Regions from separate parts of the Homo sapiens genome. Here region 2 is linked to region 1. The links are chromatin contacts, found by Hi-C or POLR2A ChIA-PET in ENCODE. All regions are on one chromosome and are shown on one strand. Each heading gives the region's core, a stretch centred on a gene start or an enhancer-like site at or near the end of the contact. The rest is flanking DNA. Distances are from core to core; before and after follow the strand shown.

Region 1 (2,687 bases), core at 132-2,631:
TCCTCTCCTTAACCTTCTGATTAAAAAAATGCAGAGTATCAGTTTTCTTCAAGATTCTTCCTGCTTCTTTCACAGATTAGACCAGGCATTTATTTGCTTTTCATTTCATTCAACTCCACCCATAAATCCTCAATTTTTCAGGTCCTTTTATTATAAGGAGGCAATAATTCATGTTCACTTGGCTTGTCTGTCCAGACTTGCGTGTCTGTCTGACTCATGCCTTTCACCCAGTCTTGGTTGGGCTGACTTTGAGCCTTCTCATTACTGGGCTTATATGGTCCTAATTACACGTTACTGGGGTACACACAGAAATCACCAATTAGTTTTTGACTTTAAACAGATCACTTACCTCTCTGGGGTAAGTGATTCATGCAATTGTTTTCCAATCGACTTTTTAGCATCTTTTGCACACCTAACCAAATGTTGGGAATTCTACAATTAATATGACCCAGCCCTGCCTTCCAGGAATAATAGGGAAAAGCAGAGAGGCAAATAACCACAGATAGGTAAAAGTCCATGTAAATGAAGAGAAAAAGACAGCCTTGAAAGAGTATGACCACAGGTTTGCCAAATCCCTTTTAAACTCTAAAAATATACCACTCCAATGGAAAGAAAGTAATTTTTTCATGATCTGAGGTACTGTATTTAGATTTCCTCCTCAAAAACACTGAAAAATAGGGATGGAACTTGGAAATATGTAATGTGGGTTGACTCGTATATTCCCCAAAATACAAGCCTCCCAAGGTGGTCTGGAATTGCCACCAACATTTGGACAGCAGGGGTGGGGATGTTCCTGTCAGTGTCTGCCACATGGGAGAGTTTCATGAATATTTGGTGAATTAACTAGTAAATAATTAGCAGACATAACAGACCAAAGTAGAGGAAACTGTATAGCTTTTTTTTGTTGGTATGGATTTGGCAAAGGCTAAGACATGGGAAATGTGACTCTGGGGACAACAGTGGAGCATGAATTCCTTGGGACATGAACTTGGGCCGTTATTCATCCTGCTGTGTTTCCAAAGCTGATTTTCCAGCAAAACAATAATAATAATAATAATAATAATAATAATAATAATAATAATAATGACAACAACTTAGCAAGCTTGGAGATAAGTTACCAGAACTCATAGAGTTACAGATTAATGCTTCGGCCTACAACAAAGTGAAACATTTTTCAAACATAGAATATGCATTTACCATTAAGCAGGCCTACCACAATTCTATGTAGACATTTAAATTTTGGCAAATCATTTACGATGTCTGTAAGTTTCAGACATGTGTAAGAAGGAGCAATGACAGACTTCTCTGTGGTATGCATTGCCTGCTTCAGTCAGTCCAGTGACATTCTGGGCTTCCAGGTGTGGCAATCAAGCAGGAAGTGTGCTGGGAGGGTCACAGCATAAGGCAGCTGCCCGGGGAGCAGATTCAAAGCACAGCTGTTTGGCTCAGAGAACAGCAGATAGGAAGAACACTTCTGCCTGCTACAGAAATCAGCTGGGATATCTGCTATTCTTGCAAATTGGTCTATATTAAATACGTAATTCAGAAACTAAAATTAAAACTAAAACGAAGCCACAATTTCTGGAGCAATCTTCAAACATTCCAGTCATAGCAGCACTTCTTTTAATACAGCCAGCTATCTTTTGAGGCTAAAAAGGAATTTCCTCTAAGCAGAAAAGTCTGAAGAGAGTTCTTCAAAGATCCTTGAGGGGAGCTCATCTGATAGCAGGAAAGGAAAGTTCAAGATGCCTCAGAGACTACATGTATGGAAAAATACTTTACACTGTCAAGGGGAGAGGAGGTCATCTTAGATGATACATGAGAATGCAGTATCTAGGTAGAAATCCTGCTCAAAACTAAAAGAAGAGTATGTAAAGCTATAACCTTGTAAAATAAGGACTCAAGAATGTGTGTGTGTGTGTATGTAATACATTATATATATGATTGCACATATATTAAAGGCAGGGGTGATGTCCAAAATATTTAACAACTGCTGTAACAATATACAGTGATCAATGGCCTTAGTTTGTCTGGAACTAAGGGCTTTTCTGGGACATGGGAATCTCAGTGTTAAAACTGGGACACTCCTGGGCAAATTGGGATGGTTGCTCACCCCAGGCACTAATCAACTGCAATACATGCTAGCAATACACAACCAATGTGGCCTTAATAACAACACACCTGATCTCTCATCCTTAATACCTGAGGATGTTTGTACAGGATAAGCCCTGGGAACCATGCAGTCTTGCATTTCTCCAAATTGCTCATGCATTTGCCTGCCTCTGTGCCTTTGCACACACTGTTCCCTCCACCTAGAAAATCCTTTCCTGACTTGGCCAACCCCTGTCACTTCCTGCAAGAAGACTTCCTGGCCCTTCAAAAACTATATTAGGCACCTCCCTGAAGGTCATCCCTAGGACTCTGTATTTACTCCTATATTTAGAATTTTGGAGGAAAAGATAAAGCGGAAACATAAATCCAAAGAAGCAAGACTATGAATCCCAATTCATTTATGAATGAGGATGAGTGGGAGAGCAACTCCCCAAATTCGGAATCAAAGTAATTCAGTGACAGTTGGTAATGTTCTCCAGGAGGCCACTAAAGCTACTACGGTCTTTTGTTCATGCTGCCAGACCCTCCAGGCAGAGTAGAAAAGAATCTGAACCTGATGATTTTAGGCACAATAA
Region 2 (2,687 bases), core at 113-2,612, 120 kb after region 1:
ATTTCTTTTAGTGGAGCATTATGATGTCAACTCTACTATTTTCTCTATTTTGTTACCCTTTGGTTTATATCTTGGCCTGATACTTAAAGAAAGGGAAAAAAAAGATAAAGAAGAATAGCAATTCCTCTAAGCGGGTCTATTTCTTTGAGCAGATAATTCTTACCAGAATATCATACTTTAAGCCACACCTAGAGCTTATATAGAATTTTTATATTTCCATAGTTACCTGAAAGCATGCTTCATCCATTTTCAGTTCTGCCCTAGTTGCTAACAGAGGCATTGCCATTGGAAAGTGGCCTTCAATCTCTTTCTAGTTTAGGGATATTAAAATATACTTGGAAATGGGTCCTTTCCTGTATGGATGACATTCTAGATATTTAAGGACTGGTAAGGTCTCTGTTTAATCTTGGGCTTATCCATTTTAAGCCCTGATTAAGCACAAATTCCTTGACCATGCCCAGCAGGGCTGCAGCTCCCAATGCAGTCATCGCTCAGTGCTCTGAAAGGAGCAAGACATGGAGCTCTTCAGTCAGCCGGAAATGTCTAGTCCATCCAGCTGTAACTAAGCAGAGAGAAAGAAGGGTACTGAGGCTGGTGCACTCCACATTCCCACCCACATCCTGCCACATGTTGGTGAGAGTCTGGGGAGCCCCAGCCTACTGGCACGCCTTGTTCCCTCTGAATTTCTGGAGCTTATTTATTTTTACCACCTCCCTCTCTGCTTTCTGTGTCCATTCCTTCTGCTCCTTTTAGGTAACTGCAGCCAGAGAAAGGATGCTGATAGGATTTTTCTGAAGAAAGGTGTTTTTGATCAAGAGAGTTAAAATCACAGAATGAAGTTTGGCTTGTTATACCTTTAAATTCTGTGGCTCATGAAGCATGATAACCAAGTAGTGTGCATGTTGTTCAAGCAGTGGCCCTTTCCTAAAGCTAAGTCATCATTTCTCAAGAGATCATGTGACTGCATAAGCTCATCATTAAAAGCTTAGTTTTCTAGGCTTCACCTGTGATTTCAAATTCAAACAAGCCTATGTTACTGTCATTTGCTCTAAAGACCATTTTTCTAAATCCCTTTGGATTTATATTATCTCTACCAAGGCATGGCCATCTTGGAAAAATATTACATATAAGCAGGATTTGGGGGTAAGAAGGGGCACTTTGTAAGTTGTAAGGTGGATGGTTACTAGCCTGACCTTACTTCTGGTAATCCATATTACCATCCAGTGATAAGTGGTTATATTTTTCAGTCCATTTCCACCTTTATGAACATACTGATCTTGGAAAATTATCTACTCATCCTCTTTTCCATTTCTGTTTAACAGTGATTCATTAGTTTGGGCTGTAGAGTGGATCAGCTGGTGTTTACGAAGGTATCATTGTACCAGTGAGTCACAGAGGCATCTACTGATTCTCATTCACTCTCAGAAAGGAGGAGTATGTAGCTTTCCTCCTCAGGGGAGTAAAGTATTACACCACTTTATAGCCGTTGTTTGAATCATATAATTAAGATTTGATGTGATTATTCTTAGTTGACTTGGGGTTAGACAGACAATTCTTGTATTTGGTTTTGCCTTCCGATTTAATGACATGCAGCCTCTGAGAAGTGAGCAAATTCAATTTTTCTGGTGCTATTATATGGCATTATTAAAAGTACAGTGCCGTGTAGGGAATATAGAGTTATGTTCTTGGTGAATTCATAAGGTATTGCCAGTACGGGTCTATCTGATTTAAGCCCTGCTCTCCCATTTTGTATTTTCCATTCTTTATCTCCCCTTTTCTTTTCGGAGTCTATCTTACCACCAAAGCAGAAATTTTAGGATTCATTCATTTATTCAGTGAGTATTTATTGAGGAATTATGTGCCAGGATAAGCACTGGGCATGCAGTGGTGCGTACGATGGACATAGCCTCTGCACTTTCACAGAACTTACAGTCTAGTGCAGGGACTAGGGAACCAAATCCAGCCCAACACCTGTCTCTGTAAATACATGGTTACTGGAACACAGCCATACCCATTCATTTACATATTGTCTATGGCTGCTCCCACACTGCAGAGGCAGACTTGAATAATTACCACAGGGACCCTGTGGTCTGCAAAGCCAAACATGTTTACTACTTAACCCTTTGAAGAAAAAGTTTGCTGACCCCTCTCTCATGGATAGTGCTGAAGACATTTCATAAATGCAGTCTAGAACTGGAAAAGCCTTGCCAACCCCCTTGAGGAGTGTGTATTCTCCAGAGGGCAGTGGGCTACTGCTGGAATATGGTAAGCAGGGAAAGAAACATGTTGATGTATGAATTTTAGAAAAGTCCCTGTGGCTGCTGTGTAGGAAGTATGTGTCAGGGCGAGAAGCACTAGGTCATAGTAGTTAAGAGTGTAGATCCTGAGCCAGACTATTTGGATTGAAATTTTGACTCTACTACATACTGATTCTAATCTTAGGTAACTTCCCTGTCAGATGTCCCATCTATAAAATAGACATGGCAATCATAGTACCTAACTCATGGGATTGAATAAGTTAATGTATGTGAAGCACTTAGGACACAGTGTTTACCATCATCACTATTATTCCTATTGTAATCTTGTTCAGAGGTGAGGGTGCCTGAATTAAGGCAGTAGCAGTGAGGATGATAGAAAGAAGTGGCCAGATGGAGGCTCTACACAGGTGATAGAATTGACAGGAATTT

What was found. Hi-C counts contacts between places; a loop is a spot of excess contacts on that map. ChIA-PET counts read pairs that join two places held with the same protein, here RNA polymerase II (POLR2A). Pooled maps may share reads with other maps.
Region 2: a pooled map shows a loop between it and region 1 (3-fold over the local background). The contact joins two enhancer-like sites. A Hi-C loop is called at or near these places in 20 of 37 single-sample maps with no recorded cell type and 5 of 50 pooled maps. POLR2A ChIA-PET finds 5 or more read pairs at or near these places in 4 of 52 experiments (MCF 10A, OCI-LY7, WTC11 and 1 more).

The regions. Positions count from the first base shown.
Region 1 is chr4:173,119,815-173,122,501 of GRCh38, forward strand. No RefSeq gene overlaps it. Among named protein-coding and RNA genes, the nearest start is that of GALNT7, 48 kb to the right of the region's middle. Within about 2 kb of position 1,382, at least 2 of the 41 ENCODE cell types and tissues checked have a DNase peak (open chromatin) inside an H3K27ac peak, as active enhancers do.
Region 2 is chr4:173,242,114-173,244,800 of GRCh38, forward strand. The region is part of intron 1 of GALNT7 (polypeptide N-acetylgalactosaminyltransferase 7); the gene reads left to right. Among named protein-coding and RNA genes, the nearest start is that of MIR548T, 25 kb to the right of the region's middle. Within about 2 kb of position 1,363, at least 2 of the 41 ENCODE cell types and tissues checked have a DNase peak (open chromatin) inside an H3K27ac peak, as active enhancers do.